Regions from separate parts of the Mus musculus genome. Here all the other regions are linked to region 3. A link is a loop called in an ENCODE intact Hi-C map of the cell type or tissue named here. Cell type or tissue: left cerebral cortex. All regions are shown on one strand.

The links. A loop is a pair of places that touch in the nucleus more often than their neighbours do. Peaks named below come from ENCODE experiments on the same cell type or tissue, not always from the same donor. Only the 100,000 strongest peaks of a DNase experiment are listed, where the experiment ranks them.
Region 1: a loop joins it to region 3, with 5 times the contacts of the local background. A loop is called at or near these places in 15 of 42 quality-filtered maps.
Region 2: it touches region 3 in a loop (4-fold over the local background); 10 of 42 quality-filtered maps call a loop at or near these places.

Annotation. Positions count from the first base shown.
Region 1 is chr14:76,736,825-76,744,824 of GRCm38, forward strand. It overlaps LOC115485926 (a long non-coding RNA gene), which reads left to right and starts at 3,019. Exons shown (of 3, transcript XR_383616.1): 1 at 3,019-3,754. In left cerebral cortex, a CTCF peak has its summit at 3,699; DNase peaks (open chromatin) are centred at 3,053 and 3,610; H3K27ac peaks cover 481 bases.
Region 2 is chr14:76,551,818-76,559,817 of GRCm38, forward strand. Serp2 (stress-associated endoplasmic reticulum protein family member 2) reads right to left here and starts at 4,870. Exons shown (of 3, transcript NM_001160326.1): 1 at 4,614-4,870. The coding sequence starts at 4,697. In left cerebral cortex, a CTCF peak has its summit at 4,776; DNase peaks (open chromatin) are centred at 3,617, 4,197, 4,673 and 4,850; H3K4me3 peaks cover 2,343 bases; H3K27ac peaks cover 2,497 bases.
Region 3 is chr14:76,499,794-76,507,793 of GRCm38, forward strand. Tsc22d1 (TSC22 domain family, member 1) reads left to right here. Exons shown (of 3, transcript NM_207652.3): 2 at 5,456-5,504; 3 at 6,624-7,972. The coding sequence ends at 6,881. Among named protein-coding and RNA genes, the nearest start is that of 4930444M15Rik, 17 kb to the right of the region's middle. In left cerebral cortex, CTCF peaks have their summits at 3,505 (motif pointing right) and 4,627; DNase peaks (open chromatin) are centred at 445, 3,686, 4,592, 5,218 and 4 more places; H3K4me3 peaks cover 4,465 bases; H3K27ac peaks cover 4,827 bases.

The DNA.
Region 1 (8,000 bases), 240 kb after region 3:
AGTGCTGACTCATTCCTTGTTCACAGCCCCCCCCCCCCCCCCAGGAGAACGGAGTTAATCTCAAATATAATTAGCTCCAGGGCTATCCACAACAGATGCTTGTAGGGACCTGTGTCTCATAAGGGTGAATGACTTCCTGATGGGCTTGAGCACTTAACAGTTACCGAACTGTGTGATCCAGAAGCCCAGAGTAGGCCTGGTTGGCTTGAGATTTAATTTTGAGAGACCTTTGATAAGGAGTGGGAGAAAAAGAAGAAGATCATGGACCGAAGCACTACTGAAGTGTTGTGGGTAGTCAGCATGAGATTAGGGCTAGAGGGGCTGAAGAAGCATCTATGACAATAAAGGATATGAACATAAACTGGGGGGAAGAGACTTGCTTGTTTTCATTGTTGTTGTTTTTCCATTCTTTCATTCATAAGTCTGAAGGTCTTTATCTAGCATTGGGTTGTGCAAGTGTCTGTGCTAAATTCCATTCCCTATCAGCTGTAGGACACCAGACAGTGACCACATAACCTAAACCTGCATGAGTTCACGTTCCAACACTCTCTGTGTGCTTCGTGGAAATACATTTAACTCCCTAACACCCTGTTCTTTTCATTGGCTATTAACTGGCCGATCTCTTAGAGTTATCTTGAGAATTGCAGTAAGCTGATAAAGACTGGGTATTGTAGAGTAGAGATTTGTTCAGCAGCTGCTTATGCATCGAGTCACGGGAGATTAGGAAACCAACAAAGAGGACCTATTCTCATCTTCCAGTATCCCCAAGACAACTTAGGGAAGGCTTAGGGGTAGGAAAAGAGGCTGTGTAATGTGTTGTGGGTGGGTGGAAGGATGGATGGTGCGAGAGACATGGCATTCAGACTTTAAGGTCACTTGGGAAGTTCAAAGGGGTGCCATAAAGGAAACAGTAATCGAACTGGATTCTACGAGAGGCAGAAATCCAGATGAAATGGTTTGATGGAGCATAATGACACACCTCCATGCAGGGTTCTTATAGAGTTGAACTGAGAATCGTACCTATAACTCAAGAGGCCAGTACACACACAGTCAGGCACACATCTCCCTGGCTCCAGCTCTGTCTTCTGTGGATCATTCATAGCCTACACCAGGAAATGAGGGCATATTTCGAAAAACATAAGGGGAAAGAGAAGTCAGGGTCCCCGAGGACCTGATGTTTCAGACATGGTTGATGAGTGAGGGAAGAGAGCCAAGTGTTCACTCAGAGGCTGGTGAGAGTCCCATGGGGTGACAGGGGCAGACAAGAGGGTTCAGGTCACACATATGGAGGAAGGAAAGACAAGAATGGTTTGGTAAGTTCAATCAAATGTAACCAAAGCTCACCTAATGGGAGAAAGGTGACAACCAAACATCCGCCTCAGAGGTGCCCAAGGTGACACTGGTGGCTGCTGGGCAAGGCCTGGGACCCTCATGTCTGCCAAAGCTCAGGCCATTTATTTTTTTTTTTTCTCATGACATCTCCATGGGCCATCTGAAAGTTAGCACTCCCATGAGGAGAGTGGATCCTAGAGAGGCGGGAGGGCGCAGATGCTTCCATGCTCAAACCATCATGCCTTCTAAATGCTTTGTGCCCTAACTGGTGGGTCCCAGATTCACTCAGGAGAACCCCACTCTTGCCCACCCACAGAGTCAGCCTCAGGAAGGAACTTGGCAAGGCATAAAGAAGGCAAAACTATAGCTAGGATTGGTCCTAACATTTCCTGGTGGTACAATTCACTTCAAAGATGACCTTAAAACGACTCTGAGTTCAAATATTTATAGTATTTGGATATATACTGGATATTGGTGTGTGTGTGTGTGTGTGTGTGTTTTGAGACAGGGTTTCTCTGTGTAGCCCCTGACTGTCCTGGAAATCACTCTGTAGACCAGGCTGGCCTCGAACTCAGAAACCCACCTGCCTCTGCCTCCCAAGTGCTCGGATTAAAGGCATGCGCCACCATGCCTTTTTATGCAAGTTTTAGAGTAAAGACCTGTGAGACCAGGCCATTTACAATTGCATAGGTGTGTATCAAGAACACAGAAAAGCCCTACATGATTCATCTATCCCCTTGCCTGAAATGTTACTAACATACAGTCGTATACATGTGGTGCCCAGGCCAGCCTTTGATTTCGAGACAGCAGCTCTCTATGCTTTGTAAGCAAGCCATGAAGAGAGGTTTGCCCACTTGAAAGATGAACAGCCTGGAAGAGGAGACAGACATAGAAGACAATTCCTGTTTTCTTTTTGTGCCTCTTCTGTGCTTCCTAACTTGTGAATTCTCCAAACTCAAAAGTTGCGATGGCAAATGGAGTCTGAAGAAAATACCCCAACCCAGCCAACAATGTAACCTGGCACAGGAATGCCCTGTACACTTTCGGCTGACCAGCAGACACTGTGGGGCTTTGCACGGAATGTGCTTACAGATGCTAGGTGATTTCAAAATAATTTTGGTAGGAGTAATAAAAGCAAAAGCCTGTGATTGCAGGAGGAGCAGGAGGAGAGGAAGAAAGGTTGAAAGAGCCAACAAAGCAAAGAGGGAGGAAAAGCTTTAGTTTATGGATTGATGAGAGATTTGCTTTTCTTTGTTTTAATCAGGGTCTGGGCCTAACTCTTCACTTCTTGCTATTTAAACTGGTGAATCATCACACCCCACTTTGGCATCTGCTAACTACAGGGCAGAATATTTAACCCATTACAGTTAAACCAAAAATCCTACTGTAAAATCCCCTTCATTGTCATCAACCTCTGATAGCCTTTGTGGACTCCCAAGCTAAGGGAAAGTATCATCCTTGCTTAACTGGCATCTTATGTGTCTCTTTTCCTAGAGACACCATGTTCTGTTTGTTTGGTAAATATGTCAACCCCCAGCCCCGGCCCCCATCTTCCCTATCACCATCTCTAAGAGCAGAGACTGCTGTGAGCTCCTTCCCTGAACCTAGAGCACGTCATACAAGAGAGTAGTAGGTCTTTTGTACACAGCAAGTAAGGGAATGCATGCACGAGTCAAGGAACAGACGATAGAAGATAGCAAATCATTCCTAGCCACTGAGGTTATCCAATCACAGCCAAGGTAGGCGGGTCATGCAAATATCACTTCACACCCCACTCCTCCCTTGCCCTTTTGCTTCTTTTTTGGCCACATGCCTCTCTACTTGTTCCTTCTACCTCTCCCTTGGGCATTAAGCAGCGCGCGCGCGCGCGCGCGCGCACACACACACACACACACACACACACACATCGGATGTCCTCACACCCCGGGCAGCGGAGTCTCTGTGGGCTGCTCTGGAAGAGCCCTGCAGCGTGCGGTTTCTATGGAATGGGAACATGTCAATTGGCAGGAGCTCAACTTGGAAAGCAAAGCCATGCCTTGTTGTGTCTTCGAATTCAGACCATTTTTTCATATACATCGAAGATAACAAACAAGGCCTATAAGTGGAGCCAGTCAAAGGGAGCCCGAATGCTTCAGGCGCCACCAGAGGCAAGAAGAATGCTGGGTGGTGGCGATACTGTTTAGGAAAGAGCCTCTGTAATTGCTCTACTGGAGAGCCACATTTGCACAACCCAATTGTGTGGTGTCCGACTGAGCAAGTTAGCAAAATAAAGACAGATGGCAGATTAACTCCAACCCGCCCACCAGATGATGGCAGCCAATGTGGAGGACTCGGGAAAGCTTCCTGCAGTGTCTTTGCTAGATGCCACCTAGTGACTCTCCCAAGCACTACAGTCTGCTTGCAGCATCCACTCAGGCCCTGGGTAAGGAGACTGCCAAGGATGGCCTGTTCTTGTTTGGGAAAGAAAGAAAAAAAAGGAAAGATGCCAGGTTGGAGAAATGAGAGTTAAACCCGTCTCTCTGTTATATACTTAGAAGAAAAGGATTGTGGTGTGTGTGTGTGTGTGTGTGTGTGTGTGTGTGTGTGTGATGTTAGAATTTAAGCTAGGTCCTCACACATGTTATAAATAAGGGAGTGTGGGAATAAGAAAGCTAATCTCAAGAGACACCTTTCTCTTGGGAATACATGACTCAGAAGACTTCAGACAGCTTACACAACTTAACCCTAGAACAGCAAATATTGTCCTCTTAAGTGTCACCTCCAAAAGACTGTCAGAGACTGTTTGGACAATGAGAGATTGTGCAGTAGGTTCCAAGGCTCAGAACTGGGATCCTGTGGTCACTGCAGGTTGTTGGCTACAGCGACTGAAGGGAAGTCTGACTAATGGTATTTGGGTTGTTACTGAACAACGTACACTAGGCTGTGGAGTCTGCTAATTTGTTGAATATCGAATATGTAGTGAAAGAGGTTTCTGGACTCCCAACAGATCTAAGCTGCAATGAACATTGAGCATGTAGAAGAAATGGTGTTTTTCTAACTCAAAGGAGAGGGTCGGAATCAATTGCTATTTTGCTATGATCTGCTGAGCTGTGGCTTCCTTGTGTTTGTATTTCCCTCACGGGAGATACTGTGTGACTGGATATTCACAATGCTATCATAGTAATTCAGGGCTTGGAGTTCTGGAATATGTTGGAAGAACTTGGTGCTAAGACCCTGACCATCCCTAACTACAGGTTTGATTAACGTATTCTTATTTTCCTTTTCCTCGTTTGGAAATAGTATTTTGAGTGCTCAGCAACACGTCAGAAACGAATACTGTTCAGTGACTGAGACAGAGTCCCGATCTCCCTGGGCTCATAGTCTCCTGGGAGGATGACACAAGGTGAACAAGATAAACAACATACAGAGAATAACATGTATCAGGCAAGAAACTCCATTAGAAGACATTGGCAGAGGGAGGTTAAGGGAAGAAGGACCTGTCCCAGTGGAGCACAGAGCTGTGGGATGATTGGAAGAGGGCTCCAGCAGGGACAGGTGCCACAGGGTCTGAGAAAGAGCGGATTCAACATGCTTGAGAACAACAGAAGCACTACCTGGAAGTCCAGCCATCACTGTGTGTGCCCAATAGATTTAAGAAGCCTAGAGGGTCCTAAGGAGACTTCAGTTGGTGATGTCTCCTGGAGGCCAGGCCCTAGCCTAGGATCAGTGGACACAGAGGTTAGTGATTCATTTTGGTGTCAAGCTGATTGGATTTAGGTGACCCTGGGATATTAGTCAAGTACACCTCAGTGTGTCTATGGAGGCATTTACAAGGAGGATTAAATAAGGGGGAAGATCCTCTCTAAATGAGTGACCATAAAGGACCAGTACAGGGAGGGCATCCTCTTTTTGTGCTTCCTGACCACCAGGTAGTGAACTACTCTGCCAGACCCAAGCTCTTTACCGGTGATGTACTGACACCTCTGAAACCAGGAGCCCAAACCACTCTAGATCTTGATGTTTAGAGGATCTCCAGTTAGAACAGTGCTTTGGGAGTTAAGAAACAGAGGAATGACAGGCTTGTGTCATTAACAAAAAGAGTCACTCAGAGCAGACTGCAGAGGATAGAATGGACCCTCTACTGGTACAGATTGGAGGGAGTGGGGACTTCGGAATGTGCAGAGAGACAGAGCTGGGAATGGGTACTGTGAAGTCTGGGGCTAAAAATTCCTCAGGTCTGAAGTGTGAGGACTGAGGTGTCAGGGTTAGGTCTTTGGTCCTATGATGAGTCAGAGGCCCTACAACAGCAGGGATGAGCTGGGGACGGAGGCAGGGTCAGGCATGCAGAAATTCTTTATCCCCTGGGGCTGCAGGCATACGGGTCTTGAGTCATCTCTTCCTTTCTGACGTAATAACCTGCTCTGACTACTCCCTAACAAAGAAAACACCAAGTCTAAGTCACAGATGTGAAAGACGAAGACTCCATGGTTAGGGTGGAGCCTGGGTGGGAGCTTTAGACCCTCACAGCCACCTTGGCTCCACTGCCTATGTGTTCATATTCAGTGGCTGGGTCAAAGGACACTGAACACTGTCTTGCACCATGGCTATCGATGGAGACTCCTTCTCTTGGACACACTATTTATCATCAAGTTCTTGGTTCCTTCTGGAGTCATCCCAATTGTCCCTACTGACCTTTCCAATTTGTACCAACGATGGCAACTACCTTAAGCGTCCAAATGGTACTGCAACCAAATGTGCCCCTTCCTGTCTGCCCATTACTTATTCTGAAAGTTACTCTGTCTTGTCTCCCATTGGACAGTAACTCATCTGTAAGCAGACCACTCCTTCTTAGCTGCTGGAAAGTGGGAAGGAGTAGATCTTATCTGACCTCCCTTAATGAAAGGGGCTGTGCTCTTCATAAAGAGCCACCCCGTGTGTTGTATAGTACTACAAGCAGAACACCTGGCACCTTGATAAGGACAGTTTGTGTCTGCTTGTAGAAGATCATCACAATTAGTTTTGTTGATTGTTGAGGATCCCTCATAGAACGAGGGTTGGGGACCTTCACCTGAGCATCCAGTTATTCCTCCTAACTAGTTAAATGTAAGTTATTCCCTAATTGTACTGTCCTAGGGAACCACAGAGGGCCTAGAGCCGTGGTTCTCAACCTGTGTGTCTTGACCCCTAGTGTGTATGTGTGTGGGTTGGGTTCGGGGTGGGTGTTAAACAATTCTTTCAAAGGAGTCACATACGAGATATTCACATTACTATTTGAAACAGTTGCAAAACAAAACCAGTTTTGAAGTAGCAACAAAATAATTTTATATTAGGGGGTCACTAGCACATGAGGAACTGTATTAAAGAGCCTCAGCATTAGGAAGGTTGATAGCCACTGGCCTAGGCTCGAGGGACTAGGGAAACCTTGGTGTAATTGGACTCTGGCTTGTCACTGCGATCTTAGAGAGAGGGTTTGACATGGCCTCGTCCTCCCCAAGGAGAACATTCTTGTGACACCCTGTGAGCGTCAGAAACTTTAGCAGTAAACCAGTTATGTTCCATACTTAGTGGGTTTCTGCTAGCAGGGTCTGCATGATAGGTTGTCTTGGATCTTTGTGAAGACAATTAAAAAGAAATAATGTGAAAGAATTGAGACCACACTCAGAAATACATTGTGTTTAGTTTCCTCAAAGTCTATTTTACCTTCTCACCATGATCAATAACCCCTGCTTGTGTCTACAGCATGGGGCCGTTATGGTGAATCGCAGAAGAGAGCAGGCTTGAGTGTTAGGGAAGATGTGACTCTTGGGCTCTAACTGCCATTTAGAGCATCTTGCAGGGCTTTACCATCCTCATCCACAAGCCACAGATTGTCAGAGGCAAATGGCAGAGCTGTTATAAAGATTGACTTATGACATGCAGAGCATTTGGTGCAGGGACCTGCACGAGCAGAGACACTTGGTCCTAATATCCAGCACTTTGACTGGCACATGTCTATTCTTTTGATGTGTGGTGCCATTCCTGAAGTGCTCCTGTTGTCCTTGTCCTTGCCATGTTCATGGGTCACCATTCTGATTCTGTGACATTCACTAGCCCTTATCTGTGCCTCCCTAAGGGAGAAAAGGGCTTAGTGGTTTGACCCAGTGCCTTCCTTGAATGCTGTATTCCTGACCTACCAGGCAGGATGCACTCACGGGTGCAACAGTACCACGAGTGTTATGGGTTATCGAATTGCTTTCTGGTTGAATTGAGGCTGCTCCACAGGAATGAATTTCTTGCCTGTTCCTGTAGTCCTTCCTGGTCAAAAGCCCACGGCTGAGGAGGTCACAGGCCCTAGGGTAGAACTTGCTATTGTTATGTCGCTGAATGTTCATGCTGTCAAATCACCTTCTATATCTTTATGTTTATACCCACAAACCTGGACCGGTCCCAATCTTGGTCAGAGAAGTTTGGTTTTGTAGGGAGCAGTAGCCAACAGAGAGTTGCATAATGGGTCAAAGTGGTGAGAATGAGAGGTTGAATGCTGAGCCATAAACATCTATATCAACTCTCCCTGCTGTTGCCACTGCTCAGGAACTGTCATGAGATGGGAGATGGGGGGGGGGGCTATAGGGGCTGGAGGGAGGGAGGAGAGCTTCGACGCTGGCTTCCAGACAAGACGTGACTGTTGGCCTTGTGCACTCACGACAGCT
Region 2 (8,000 bases), 52 kb after region 3:
GGTGCTGCTGTGCACGATATAACCTTCCGACGTGTTGCGCCAAGTTTTAGTAAAGTTTCGAACAGAACTGAAAAAGCCTTCTTCGATTTGCTTCCCAGAAAAGTTCTTTGTATTAAAGCTACAAAGACATGCTGTATTTATTGATAACTGCCATCTTATATTTAATAATATTCTTCATTTGCTGTTGGCACATACCTAGAATCTCAGCAATGAGGTGAATTTGAGATTACACAGTAAATTCAAGGCCAGCATGGGTCACATAGGACAGCCATATTTCATTACATAGCTCAGTGGTAGTGCACTTGCCTAGCACACACAAGGCCCTGGTCTTAGTCCCCAGTACTGAAAAAACATAGGAATCCCTTTTCCTCTTCCTCCTTCTTTTGATAGATCAAGCTACAATTTTTTAGGTCTCGAATCACCTATTACCTTCTTAGGCTTTTGCCTCAGGCATGTCATTTGTATGATCAAGTACATTTTCTTGAGATTTGTTTATAACTTAAGATTTCTTGACTCCCTAGCGAACATGTTTAATATCTATCTTTCCACTATACTGGAGGCCCCACAAGGACTGGCAAGGAGTTTCTTTGAGGTATCAATGCAGAGCAAAGTCTGTCACAGACTTAAAGAAGATAATAAATATTCATTTAAGAATGAGCATGCATGGTTCATGAAATGTGATTTCACAGGTCAGGTAAAATGTGAGTCTACAAAGATTACTGCCCATTGATTGATTGATTGATTGATTGATTGATTGATTGACACAGGCTTTCTTCTAGTCCAGGTCAGGTAAAATGTGAGTCTACAAAGATTACTGCCCATTTATTTATTTATTTATTTATTTATTTATTTATTTATTTATTTATTGACACAGGCTTTCTTCTAGTCCAGGTTGTCCTCGAACAGAATTACTGGCATGCGACAGCATTCCCAGTTTTACATGGTGCTAGGGATGAGGTTCAGGGCTACCTATATGCTGTACAAGCAAGTCTACCAATTGAATGACACACTCAGCTGTCCTTTTAGTAAGACTTCGTAATTGACGGTAATGAGTGGGTCTTCTCTGTATTTTACTTACTAGATACTGAAGTAGAGATCAATGTGTCAACCACAGGTCTATTTTGACTAAAGATTAAAGCCACTCATTCTTTGGCCTTGACCAGCATACTTCCTGGGGAGTCATAATATAATAGGTCGTTGCTTTGGACCAGAAAAGAACCCAGCACTTCTTTAAGAATTTCACAGTATAGCTTTAGTGTGTCACGTAAGATTAGGCTAAACTCATATCAAGCAAACAACAGAGATTTTAAAGTCACTTGAGCAGAGTCTGACATTGGCCCTTGCCTGCTCTCTTCTAGAACTTTACTGTCCTAGTTTTTCCCAGACACCAATTCCATTGCCACTGTTGGAACTCACAGCACATTATGAAAAGATTTACCTCAGCTCTGTTCCCAGCAAAGCCAATAAGGGAATCCACGAATCTCTATATGAATCACTGGGCTACTAAGGATGCCAAATGGAGTCCTGTATTTTATACCTACAGTTTAACACAAATTAGACGTCTTGTAGCCCGGTGTATGTAATACAAAACCCTTTTGGATGACATGCCCCAGTGAATGGAAATTAGTTGTGGGCTTTCAGAGCTCTGGAACACCCGGCTGATCATAACACCAGTACATCCCCTTCAGAGAGTCATAATTTTTCCTGGAAAGGGTACCAGTACAACCCCACTGGGACAAGTCACACAAGCACCATTATACTGCTGCAAAAGACAGAGGAAAAGATTTTCTACAGCGATTCTGTAAAGAGCAAGGCTCACCTCAGACATGAGGGCCCAACACATGAAGGGCTGTCTTTTTCTTTGATAAAACCCTTGCTGGGCAGCTCAGAACCCTACAATCTGAAGTCCATTTCACTGTGGAGGATTTTCTACTGTCCAATCCCCAAACAGCCCTGCCATTTCTGTTTCTTGTCTCAATCTGCTATCTGGGAGAAAAACATTCATTTACCCAAAGCCATTAGCTAATCTGCCCACATACAGTGACAGAGGCTGACAGTGAGCTTGGTTTTTCAACTGGAACTTGCAAAACTGTTCCCATTTACTTAAGTCTATCCAGAATTAGTTACTCCTGTTTGGCCTCAGAAGGGGACAAGGGACTGAGGAGCATGTTTTACATATCAAAGCAGACCTGGCCTCCAGGTCTCCCAGCATCCTTCAATCCCTACCTGGCATAACCTGCCCCCAACCCTGCCAGCCCAGAGGTTGGGCCAGGGCTGTCCTTCTCCCAGAGGCTCTTCCCTATATATTATCCACACATTTTGGTTTCCCCTCTCTCTGTTTCCCTCTCTTTCTTCTGTGTGCACCCTTCCTCTCCCCACCACCCCATGGTGACTTCCGTAGCCTCCTTCTGTGGGGCCAGTGAACTCGCCCAAGAACACCTTCTGAGTAAGCCTGCCTTTAATCAAATCTAATCTGACTTGAATTGGCTCCCTTCACTGACAGAGAAATAACCTAGCAACTTCTACCAGAGTATAACCATGTTGGACTTGTAATTAAAACAACAAGATTCAGGATTTACAGAGAGAAATTTTATTTTCTTTTTGGATGCCGATACACTTACAATACGGCTAACCGAAAGACCCTTCAAAACAACTGAAAACAAACATCTATTGGGGCATGGTTTTGAAGCCTTTCATTACAGAATTAAGTCTGGTCAATTACAGGTCCTCAGAGGCGCCAGGCACTGCTGAGGAGGGCCATCCATGGTATAGCAGAACCTGTCAAGTGCACTTATGCCATACATTAAATATAATTTAAATGTAGCTGGAAATGTTGAGTTGGATTGCAGATGGTGAGTTATATCCACTCCACGGCGGTTTACCATCTTCTTTTCTTATTTTGAAGCCAACAATTTTTTTTTTTTTTTTGCTTTGTTTTAGGCCCTCAACATTCTCTCAAGTTCACAGAGGCTGATGGAGAAAATAGCCCTGCAAATTAGTTCTTGGTGTCCTTGCCCTCGCCCTCACATAAGCTGTCAACTGAGATCATTTTACATCTCTTTTGTTTTTTGTTTTTTCGAGATGGGATTTCTCTGTGTAGCCCTGGCTGTACTGGAACTCACTTTGTAGTCCAGGCTGGCCTCGAACTCAGAAATCTGCCTGCCTCTGCCTCCAAAGTGCTGGGATTAAAGGCGTGCAATACCACTGCCCGGCTTCATTTTACATCTGAACTCAGATTCCTTCGTTCATTAGAAAGAGCCACAGCTGCTTATTCCACTATGTCAGCAAATAGGTCTGCCACCTTGAGAAGGAAGAAATGATCTACTTTGAGCATAAAATAATTGCCTTTAATGCCAACTTGGGCAGTGGCTCCCTGCCCTGACCCAGTAATAAAACCTCATAGGGGAAACAGATTCCTGCGAAAAATATGGTTCCCATTCTATGGCGCCTTGGCATTTTGTCCCCTCCAATCATAGCTAAATGCTCTAGTTCCCCAAAAGAAGGAATTTTAAGGGTTACCTCAGCCTGGGGCTGTGTACAAAGCTCTGAGTAGTTTGACGCCATGGCTTCTCTGCCACAATTCTGCTTGGTTTAACAAGAATTCCGGTGTGATGACTACACAGCCAGCTTTTCCCCTCAGTTAATCAAACCAACATAATTTCTTTGCTAAAAGGCATTGCCTCATCAAGTCTGCGTTTCCAGACAAACCCAAGCTTCGGCTGGACTTCCCCATAATCGTATGGGCTAATAGATTCCAGGCGCCTTTGCAAACCAGTTCTTCGCAACGATGCAAACCCACACAAGCCTTGGATGGTTCAAAGTCACAGGCCTGACATTTTCTGGAGCAGATAACTTGGTTTCCTAAAGGAAATCTCTGCACTTAAGGTACACAGTTTACTTAAGATTCCAGGGGTAAAGCTTTAATACACAGTCTGGGAGCAAAGAACCTCGGGCACTAAGCTGGTCGCTACAGTTACAGCATCATAATGCGCCAGAATCCATACGGTGAATTATAGGCAGTAACGATGCACTCAGCTTTGGCTGAGGCGGCTTCAGTTTGCAAGAGAAAGAGGAGGGTGAAGAGAAATGTAGCTCGGAATCTCACGCCCTACTTTTATACCATATATATAATATATATGTACACACACACACACACACACACACACACACACACACACACAGGGAGAAGAGACAGACGATCACAAAAAGGGTGGAAAGAAAAATCTTAGCATGGGGGTGGGGAGAGAGTCCAGGGGCGGAGCCTGGAAGCTGTGGATAAGTGGCATTCTATCATTCGTTCATCCTTTCGTTCATTCATTCACTTAGTAGGCTCCCAGCCCAGTTGGCTTCACTGGCCCCTAAGATGCAGCTTTTAGCCTTTTTCAAGGACGATGGCTCCTTCTCTTGGGGAGTCTCCACCAACCAGAGCCCTCTCCGCCCACGAGAAAGCAGAGCAGTCTGCGCCCCCCAGAGCCCCGCTGGGTCCCCCAGCCTGCGGGACCCCGGAGGAGGGGCCGGGAGGCCTGGCTCCGAGCCCACGGCCCGCCCGCCCCGCCCCGCTCCGCCCCGCGGGTCCTGCCAGCTCGGCCCGGCCGGCGCCGCCCCCGCCTTACCAGGGTTTTGGCTACGTTTCCCCTCTGGGTGATGTTTTTGCTGTGCTTCTCGTTAGCCATCCGGATCCGCTGTTTGGCCACCATGGCTTGGGCGCTTGGGGATGCTCTCGACTCCCACCTGCAACGATGGCCGGGGTGAGCCGTAGCCGCAGCGCCCCGCGGCTTGCCCGGGCGCTGCAGGTGGCAAGGCACGGCCGAGCCCCGCGCACCCCGCTCCCGGAGCCCCAGCCAGCCGGCTCCAGAGAGAGGCCAGCGCGCGGACGGAAGTAATCTCTCATCTCAGGAAACCCTCTCCGACTTCCTCGCCATCCTTCCGGTCCCCCCAGCTACCTACCCTGCGCGGCCACCGAGGCAGGAGGCGGGAAGCGAGAGGCGGGCGCTGACACAGCGCCGCGCGCCAAGCCCAAGGGCACCGTGGCCCGGGGTGTCCGGGTCCTGAGATCGAACGCTGCGGGGCATAGGGTTCGGGCGACCCGGCGTTTGTGCGTGCGTGGGGGGTGGGGACGCAGCCGCACCCAGCCTGGTGACCTCTGACTGTTTCCTGACCACCTCGGGACAGGCAGGGATTGGGGCGCTGGTGCTTCAAGCTGAAGGCTAGACCCTAGGCATCGAGCGCTGAGTCTCAGAGCTGAGCCTGGCCAGGTTTGGGTAGTACTGTTGGGAAACACCCCAAAAGAACCTGCCCTTTAGGTGTCTGAGGAAACCCCACTTGGCAAGTTGGGTTGTGCAAAAAGAGACCCTTTGTGACATGGGACGAAGAGCCAAGAAGCCTCTTTCTGGTCCCTGAAAAATGTGGATGAGGGTGGAGTTGGACCAGACCTCACCTTGGCAGTGGTGGTCATCACACTAGCAGATTGCCCCAGAAACCACTGAGTGCATAGAGGGCAAAGGGTTCATGAGCCTACAGTACAGGAAGAATGGATGGCCACTGCCCATAACCAAAGTGTTGACCAGGCTTGGACTCTTATCCCCCACTGCCCCACCACCACTACTGTCTTGGGGCATCTTGGACCTTCAGGCATCCCTGTTCTATGGGGTACTAAGTGTGAGCTCCCAGACAGCATTGGGAGTTTCTCTGCAGTGAAAGGACAAAAATCAATATTTGAATATCCAGATGCTGACCCCGAGATTTAGCTAGGGGAGGAGTGGGGGCTGAACCGCTTATCTTTCCTCAACAAATATGGCTCCTTGGAGCTCAGGAGGGACATCTGGAGAAGTGGGAAGAGGTGGTCCAGGGTTAGGACAATACAAAATAGCACTCAAGGGTAAGGAGTGAGAGCTGTGTAGACCAGATATGTCGGATGCATCTCTGATCCTATCTATCTGTGCCTGGAGGATGCTTCAATAGGCTCTGGTATGGGTAGAATTTCTTATGTGGGTAGAAAGCTAGGAAGAGCTCTTTAGGATACGGTTTATCTTAGAGTTTCTGTTGGGATGAAACTCAAGCAGGGCAGAAACCTGGAAGCAGGAGCTGATGCAGAGGCTGTGGAGGGTGCTGCTGACTGGCTTACTTTTTCTGGCTTGCTCAACCTGCTTTCTAATAGAATCTGGGCCCACCTGCTCAGGGATGGCACCACCCACAATGGGCTGGGGCCTCCCCTTCAATCTGTAATTAAGAATATGCCTTACAGCTGGAGCTCATAGTCTCATTTCTCAACGGAGGCTCCTTCCACTCTGAAGACTCCAGCTTGGGTCAAGTTAGACAAAACCAGCCAATATACCCTTCTATCAACTGGTTAGAAATCTCTTCACTTGAATGAGCAGCTACTGGCTTCATTAACAGTATGAGCAGCCACCAACATCACAGGACCACTTAAGTCTGACCTATTCTGGTCCCTGATTTTAAGGACCACTGTGGGGAGCGGTGCGGCTGCAGGACCCGTGAAACCCACTTGTTTACTGCCTTGCCAGAGCATGCACAGTGAGGCTGCATGCGTGGGCTGCCTGCCAGGCTGGACTGTTCCTTGTGGTCAGGACCTGTCAGCCTATCTGTGAACGACCTGAGCTCGTGCCTGGAGCGTGTGTGAATTCTGATTGGATGAGGTGGGGTGGAGCTAGAAGGAGGTGAGTCTGTGCAAATAGTGAAGAGAGGAGTTTTAGCCCTTGCCGTGAGTAGAAGTACTAGAAGAGAAGCTGTTGTAATAGGAGTTGTTTTAGCCCTTGCCCTAAGAAGAAGCTGCTGGGGAAGAGAGCTGTAAAAGAAAAAGCCTGAGTAAAGTTGCTGCTTGAACCCAACTTGGTGTCTGTGTCGTTCGTGTCGCCGCCTCAGAGGACCAACGACAGACCACCACTGGCGTTTAAGTAGGGGAAGTGTTTCCTGAGCAGGGGGGGCTATTGTATAAGACCCACAGGTGCTTCTGCCTGTCCCTCACTTATTTCAGTAACTGGGCAGAAGCAGGGTAAATTCTCACCGAAGCTGACCAGAGCCCAGGCTCTAGGGGACATTCAGAGAAGTGAGGCTGATAGGTAGTTTCCACTTCTGGACTGGAAGCAGGGTGTTCCTCGCTCCACAGAGGCAGCCAACCGTATTGAGGAAAGATTATTATTTCTTGTTCGTTGTTTTCTGTGTGTTAGGGAACAATCTTACTCCTTTAATTTCTACTTTATGACATTTTGAATTAGTTTTTATTAAATTGAGGACCTGTCCACAGTAAAAAGTCCAGTGAAAAGTCCTCCACTCCCACATTTTCTACTGCCTGCCTGCCTGTCTGTCTGTCTGTGTACCTACCCACATATCTGTCATCAACCTGCCTATTTGTAGAGTCCCTTCAGAAGTCCAAACAGAAGCAGAGGATGGTGATGACTATCGACTCCTATATTTTGGAGGCCAACACAGGGGAATCTCTAGTTGAAGTCCAGCCTAGGCTGTATATGAAGACCCTACTCTACAAGAAAAACAAGACTTTTGGTCCTGTTCTCAACCTCTAGGGAAGGAAGGAGGGCCAAGAGTTGAGTTGATTACCAGGCCAATGAAGCAATCAACCACATCAGAATAATAAAGACTTTATAGAATCCCTAAAAGATTTCATTGAGTGAGCCACTGGGTGGCCAAGCGTGGGTAGGCTCCCAGAAGGTGTGGAAACTCTGGCCTGATCCCCTTAACCCTGACCTTTGTTCCTCTTCAGTCTGCTGCTTTGTGAAACCTTTATAACATATGCTCAGTGTTTTCCTGAGCTCGCTGAAACATTCTAGCAAACTGCTTGTTGTAGTTACTCTTATTGCTACAACCAAATACCCGAAGACATTAGAAAGAAGGGTTTGTCTGGGCTCACAGTTGAAGGATAATTCATCATGGCGGGCTGTCCTGGCAGCAGGAGTTTGAGGAAGGTGGTCACAACATCTGGGAAAGAAACAATGAACAATGCAACTGTCTGTGGGGTTTCTCCT
Region 3 (8,000 bases):
TACATACTCAAAACACTTAGCATTTCCCCCTTTCTGCCCCTTATCTATTTCTCAAGGGCAGCTACTTCTTAATGTTTATTTTTTTTTATCTCCGTATTTCTCCATGACATTCCTTTTTTCTCTTCTTTTACTTTTCAATCTTGAGAATAATGATTAAGCTGTGATCACTGTAGATGCGGTTTAGCTCCTCGGAGCTATCGCACACTACAAAATTCTTCCTACCACCTTCTCAGTAAATTCATGGTTTTGATTTTGTTTTTTTTTTTAATCTCTAAAATGATGGCCATGTAGACTGGGGGAGGTGTGTGCTCTCTTTGCGTTTGTTGACTGATTCCTCTCCGGGAGGACTGAGTACCTCCATAGCAGCAGCTGCCCAGGCCCTGCAGGCCTTGTTATTCTCTCTGCTCTGCTGCTCCTGCAGTCTCCCTCCACCATCAGGCCGCCCAGGCACCAGCTGCTGCGTGAGCCTACCAGGCAGCCTCTCCTGAGGTCACAGCCTTCTGGCCTTTCAGCCCCCTTTCTGATCTCTGGCTCTGGCTGTGGTCTCCCCTGACCACTGCTTTTCTTGATTTCGGTCTCCAGTATATTGTACAAAATATCTAAACATGTTATTCTTCTAGTTTTGCACCAGAGAGAGAATTTGGCCAAGTGACAACTCTGGTCAGTGCAGCCCTTTCCTCTCAGAACCTTAAGACCTTTGTCTCTACGGTCTTCTGGCAGCGGTAGGAAAACCGTTTTCTCTGCTGTTACTGTTGTGTTGGTAACTTGCCTTTTCTATCTGTGAGATTCCTCTCTATCCCTGTGTTCTTGTGTTGTGTGGCGACCGCGAGCTTTGATGGTTTGTTTGGGTTTGGGTTTGGTTTAGGTGTTTGGTCATCGCATTCACCTGGAGACTCCTGCTTTAGGTGATTGTCTGGTAACTTCCTTCTCCCCGAGTGGTGTCTTTGGATCACATCCTGTTTGCACATTACTCTCTAGATAGTCGTTTCTCCTGTCTGTCTCCTTTGCACTCTCCCTTCCTTTTGTTCTCCCTTGGAGAAGACTTTTCAGTGTTATCTTCTAACCCAAAGGAAGGCTGCATGTAGCAGTTGTTCATCTTTTGATGGCATTCATTTCTCCCCGATGGTATGCAGAGGAACTATTATATCACTAAAGCATTATTCATGGTTCATCTGTGAATTTTTAATGTATTTCTATATATTGAAATACTGCTTTAAATTGACAGGTAAAATTGTCCACAGTGATTTTTAACTGCTTTTATTTATTTCTGTGTTCATAGAAATGTACGTGGGCTAGTTTAATATGGCTTGCTAACAAATGCACGACTTGCCATGCCCTGAGTTGTCAGGAGAAGAGCGGATGCTCTCAGTGATCACTCACTGAGGCTGCTGTGCTAGTCAGCGGGTCTCTTGGCTTATGCTTCCTATCTGAGATTGTGTAGCCTTTGAGTAGCGTCCCTTCAGCCACCCCTTCTTCATCCATCGTCCTCGGTCACCTTGGTAACCACTGTTCTGCCCTCTACCTCAATGAGATCTACTTCTTTAGAGTGAGATCATGTGGAATTTGTTTTTGACTGACTGGACTCTGGTTCCATCCGTGTTGTAGCCATGATAAGATTTTTTTGTTTTTGTTTTTTGTTTTTCGAGGCAGGGTTTCTCTGTATAGCTCTGGCTGTCCTGGAACTCACTTTGTAGACCAGGCTGGCCTCGAACTCAGAAATCCACCTGCCTCTGCCTCCCGAGTGCTGGGATTAAAGGCGTGCGCCACCACACCTGGCTAAGATTTTTATGTTTAATGGCTAAGTAGGATTTTTGTTTCTGTTCCCATCTCCAGTTCTGACTCTGTGCTCACCACATTTTCTTTGGCCATAAAATCTGTGGTTTTGTTAAACTTGGTATTCTACTTCTGCTTCCTAGGTACCTGGGAAAGTGAGGTGATTGGGGGCAAGGGTGGGGTGGGGTGGGGTGGGACCTAGACGAGCAATTTTACAAGATGCATCCCTTGCCTGCTTCCTTGGCAGTTCCTATAGCTTCACAAGGTGTCTCCATGGGAAAAGAGGTTGTTGTAGGTGTGCGGGTCTCTGCGTCAGGCAGACCCTCACAGACCCTTCCTGTGCTCCAGTCACCTTAGCCCCTCACAGACCTTTTCGGTTCTCCTCCTCATTCCCCACATTTGATACCAAGAGTCAGAGGTGATTGAAGTAGAATCCATTCAAACACTCATGCGGACCACAACAGCAAATTTCAAATGTCTATACCTTTCCCTGTATGTATAGACTTGGTGAGGCTGACTTGTATGGCCCACACCTTCGGGAGTCTCTCGGGAAGGGCTGTTGCATTTCTTTAAAACCTCAGCCAACCTCTTGGGGTCTCAGACATGGATACTTAGACTAGATTTAGACTCCTGGATACTTATCTGGTAAACAGGAGAACCTTCAAGGGGCATCCTCGGACGTGCTGACCCCGTGGTTAGAGCCCGCGAAGATTTCCTCTGTTTCCATTGCCTTTGGTTTAGATTATTTATTCTTCCGTTCATATAAAAAGTTTTTAAGGGAATTCAGCACATTTGTGTAAGAGATGAAAAGCCTCCATTGTTTCCAGCCAGTTCTCCAGTAGGGGAGTGGATTAGACAGATTGGTGGTTGTTCATATTTGCTTCTGTTGCTAATACTGTGGGTAGTCATGCAGTTAAAAATGGTAGGAAACAGAACCGACTTAGCTCTTTTATTTATGTTCAAGAACAACATGAAGAATAAAATCATGTAATCCTTCTACATTGCAGCTGGGACTCTTAACCCCATTTCTCCATATGTCCTGAGCGGCCTTTATTTCTGTGTTTAGCTCTTTTACATTTACAGTGTACCTTTCTGTGATAGTCTTTGCTCTGGAATTGGTGTTCAGCTAAAATATTTAAAAAGATACAGATTGATAGTTAGAATGTTAACTCTAAGATTATAGAAACTAATAATCCCACTTAGCACTCGTGGACATAGGAGCTCCATCCTATTTCACGAGTCACTAGGATTGCCCAGTCCGCCTTTGTTTCCCATTACTGAGAGCGGTGCCTTCAAACAGCACACATCATAAACTACAAATACACTAACACTTTTGTTCAGAAGCAAAGCCTAACACGAAACACAATAAAAAGAATATTGTTTTGTAACGACGCCCATTTTTCAACACAGAAGAGAATTACTCTCCTCTTCTTGTGCTGTATTCAATATATTTGGCGTTTAACTGAATTAATGCAGTTTCTGAAACCATATGCCCCCTCCAGCCTTGGGTAAACTTCAGAGATTGTCTAAGAGACTCTGACCGCAGTTTAGGAAAGTTTATTCCTTGAGGGGGAAGCCTCATCTTGATAGAGGAGGGGTTCACTCTTCACGTGAGTGTAAGAGTGTGTATTTATGTATCATAGTCAGATTTTATTTTGGAATTATTTGAGTACCACTTGCCTATGGAGAGGTCCCAAACTGTTGGTACTTATTTTGTTATTGTAGTCTTTTGCCACTAGAGGGTAGTATTGCAGAGGTTAAATTTTCCTCGACCATACTGCCGACTGTATATAACCTGTAATCAGACGTCTGCCCTTAGTTTTATAGTATGTTAATCCTCATTGATGCATCTTCACAGATATTTAAATTATTAGAGTTGATTTTGCTCCGGGTTAACTCTTATCTAAGGACCATGATTTGATGGCATTAATCTGCTCGCTGTGACTGTTAGGTGAAGAGCGCCTTCAGCATCTCTTGACTGGTGAACTATTTTTAACCACCATTAGATTCTCTCCACATTTTTACTGGTTCAGGCCACACTGCAAATGAGCAAAGGCTACATATTAAGGAATTGCATGCTTTTTGGAAAACGTCCTTGACGTATCAATCTCTCCGATTTAAGAAGACGGAGCATTGCGTCTTGGCGGAATTGCGATCTCACTTCAAGAACCCTTGGCCCTAGGGACTAGCAGAAAATAGATCTGTTTGGGATTGGACCTGTAGATTGATTTTTTTTTCTAGCAATAAATGGAAGAAGACATAATTACTGATGCAGTTAGGGTAATGAGATTTTAAGGCTTACAACTCCGGGGCCGTTTGGGGAAGGTTCCCTGCATTTCATCTTGTAGATTCCTTTGACTCGTTTATTTGCCTACCAAAGAAAAATACAATATTGGTTTTTTTGTACATAACTGATAAGCTTTATGTGGAGCTATCTCCCACCAAAAAGGCAAATGTAATATTCCTATGAATTTCATTAGCATGAAAAAGGAATTCCTGCAGCAGGATTATTATCCTTGCACAGAACACAGCCTCTGTAGCCTCCCGTTAGTGCTTCTTGTAAGAACCCAATAATTGAAATCGAGACGCCGGCGTTCCTGAGTCTTAGTGGTGGGACTGGGCATGCCCAGTAGCTCGGCTGGGTCTGGTTGCAAAGAGCAAGCTTGCGGGCAGGGTTGAGCGCCGCCGCAGGGACTGCTTTGGAGACGGGGTCTTACTCCCTTAGACGTAAGCGTGCGGGCACCGGGAGCTTTCGGGAACCCTGACGCGAGCGAGCCTTGGAGGAGGTGGCGCCCAACCCCCTCCCTCTCCTCCCCTCCCCGCTCCGCCGGCGCCGCGGGCACCGGGAGGGACTGCAGCCCGGGAGCGCGGGGCGGGCCTATGGCGCGGCCAATCGGCGCGGCGCCTCCCCGCCTATATGTGGCGCTGGGGCCGGGCGGCCTCCTCTAGAGGAGTGGAGCCGGCAGCCGAGTAGGACCGAGCTGCTGCAGACGCGCCGGGTCACTCGAGCCAGCACCACCGTTCTCACGCCCTGAGCTGCAGACAGCTAGGCGGTTTTATCTAGTTTGAACCAGGCTGCTGGAGCTTGCTCCCTCCCGCCCTCTCTCTTTTTTTTCCACGGGGCTGTTTTTTTAATTTGGCTGCAATTGCATGAAATCCCAATGGTGTAGACCAGTGGCGATGGATCTAGGAGTTTACCAACTGAGACATTTTTCCATTTCTTTCTTGTCGTCTTTGCTGGGAACCGAAAACGCTTCCGTGAGACTTGACAATAGGTAAATGTCAGCTGGGATAGTTGGTTTAAATTGACTCGGAGTAAAATTGACTTGCGGTATTACAGGTACAGGATAGCCATGCGAATTCCTTTGTCCATGCCTAGGGTTACTGTGACATAGATGTTGCTTTTTGAAATGGCCAGAAGATCCTTATTTTCGTAGATCTGGCTCGAGAACAGGCTTTCTTCCATTATGTAATTTAGTCCTTTGTGGCTCCTTAAAATAGGGAAATGCCTGGATAGAGTATGGCTGGTATTTTCTGGAGTCTGATGCATTTTGGAGCGTTTAAGAATACTCAAAATAGGATGCTAGTAACGTCATTCGAATTCAGAGATCTGTCCTTATCCTGGATGTTAAAGATCAATTCCATTTATCGATGATCTCTCTTTTTTTATTCTCTCTTCCAGCTCTGGTGCAAGTGTGGTAGCTATCGACAACAAAATAGAGCAAGCTATGGTATGTACTGATTTAAAATTACTTGTACTCAATGTGGGCGCTGCACAAAAACCGACATGTCTTGGAAACGACTAGTGCATCCCTTAGCTAAATCCAGACGGTGCTGATTGCTCTTCATACAGTCAGAAATGCCAGCGCTAGCTCGTTCTCTCTCCCCTGCCAGCGTGGAGAGAAGCCACATCCCCACACGACTGCCAGGGAAGGAGAAGGGCCCCAGGTTGTGAGCGGCCCTGCTCTGGACCCATTCACTCCGTGTCGGGATAAGGCAGTGGCCCAGCCTCCTCGTTGCTGGTCTTGGGAGCACCTTCAGCAGTGTGGCTTTACTGGGAACCCTGAGATTTTACTGGGGAGCTGGAAGGGAGGGTGTCCCCCTCCACTGAGGGCAGCTGGAGAAGGGGTCCCTAGACCCCACCAGACCCTCTCCAGTGGTGCTGCGGCCGCACAAAGGAGGGGAATGGGAGAAAAGTTTTGTCTTTCTCGGCCTGCGCCTGGATTTCTCCGATTTTTTATTTCCGCCTTGGTCGTTCTTTGTTATTGGAGCAGCGCCTGTGGCTCTTCTCACGGGATTCTCTGCCCACTGTTGCTAGGCAAACTCTGAACCTTTAATTCAGAGCTATAAATAACTCGGGCTCCCATTGGCTACGACGTCTGCCCAGGTTTCTGTGATGTCAGCTTAATCAAGGGGGGGCTGGGGGGAGTAGAGGTGGAGGGAAGAAAATGCGGCAACACGCTCTGTAGGAACTGGCTGCAGCCGGTGCCAAGGGAGGGAGGAGATGGGAGGGGACGCTCCCTGCGCCGGGAGGGCCTGGGGGCGGGGAAGCGGCCACTGGGCCTCGGGCCTGGAGGAGAGCGAACACAGGGCCTGAGCCCCTGTGTGGTGCGGTTTGCCATCTTGAATTGGAAACTGGACTGTAGACGTCATTAATGTCTGCAGAGAAAGTCTGGAGACTTTTGGAAAGCTTGATCACGTATACATTAAACTTGAGTATTGCGCGGTTGTGATTATGCGCAGATTTCCACAAGTGTGCTTTAAATGCTCTTTGGAGATAGAATAAATAATTGGTTAGGGAGAGTCCAGGACCTAGTAAGCTAAAGCCTTTCTTTGCCTCCTGTTTTCAGGATCTGGTGAAAAGCCATTTGATGTATGCGGTGAGGGAGGAAGTGGAAGTTCTGAAGGAGCAGATCAAAGAACTAATAGAGAAAAACTCCCAGCTGGAGCAGGAGAACAATCTGCTGAAGACGCTGGCCAGTCCGGAGCAGCTCGCCCAGTTTCAGGCCCAGCTGCAGACTGGCTCCCCTCCGGCCACCACGCAGCCACAGGGGACCACACAGCCCCCTGCACAGCCAGCATCCCAGGGCTCAGGATCAACCGCATAGCCTCCTAGGCCCCAACAGAACTGGCTGCTGCTGCTGCTGTCTGAACTGAACAGACCGAAGAGATGTGCTAGAGAGAAGCCGCCTCCACAGTCACCCATTTCATTGCTGTCTACGAAAGAGACGTGAGACTCACACGCTGTTCTCGCTTTCTCCCCAGTATTAAGCACTCATAAGCTTTTGGCTTGAAGAAATGTACTAGTTGAGTGAATTAAAGGTTAATCAGAGAGTGAGCAGGGATGTGCCCTGTGCAACGTGGCAGATGTCTGAGGAATGGTTTAATTGACCCCGAGGAGCTCTGTGCCTTTTCAACCCTCCCCAGCCGCCCACCCTGCTTCTGAGAGCTCGGGCGGCTCGCCTTCGTGGGGCTCGCCTGCGTGGGGTTCGGAAAGTGGGCTGCTCCTGGATTCTGCGCTCTCTTCTCCTTCCCTTCAAAGAACTCGGAGAGGCCAGAAACAAGACTGCAATGGGGGGCGGGGGGAGGGATGATGCAGTCCTTATACAAAACCGACAACTGTCACCAAAGCTTATAAAACACGATAGTACTGTCCCTCTTTTCTGAACCATCAGAAGACACAAAACTGTTAGTGACACAACGGTGACAGGTAGCTGGGACCTAGGCTATCTTATTATGAAGGTTGTTTTGCTTGTTGTATATTTGTGTATGTAGTGTAACGAATTTGTACCATAGAGGACTGTCCGTAACTACTGTTTAGCTTCTACACATTGAAATGTAGATGTTTCATTGGCTGTCTGAAAAGGTGTGGCTTGTCCTTCCTAGAGAGATCTACTTAAAAACTGCTTTGTGACAAAAACCACACCTGAAGAAATTTTAAGAATTTGGCCCAGTTAGTCACTCTGTGTAATCCCGGAATCTAGCTGCTGAAGTCTTGCGAAGTAAACTCCCCGTGACCGATGTCAGTTAAGCTGGTGATACCTGGAGAAGTGGTCAGTTGCTAAGGAAGTGGATTTCCCAGTAGGGGTTTCTGCACCTCACCTGTATAGTCGTTCTGCGCATGTCCCCCACACAGTCCCCACTGTATTTACCTGTTCTACTTGTCACCTTTCAATAAAGCATATCAAATGTTGATACACACGTGTTTCTATATGACGCCATTAATA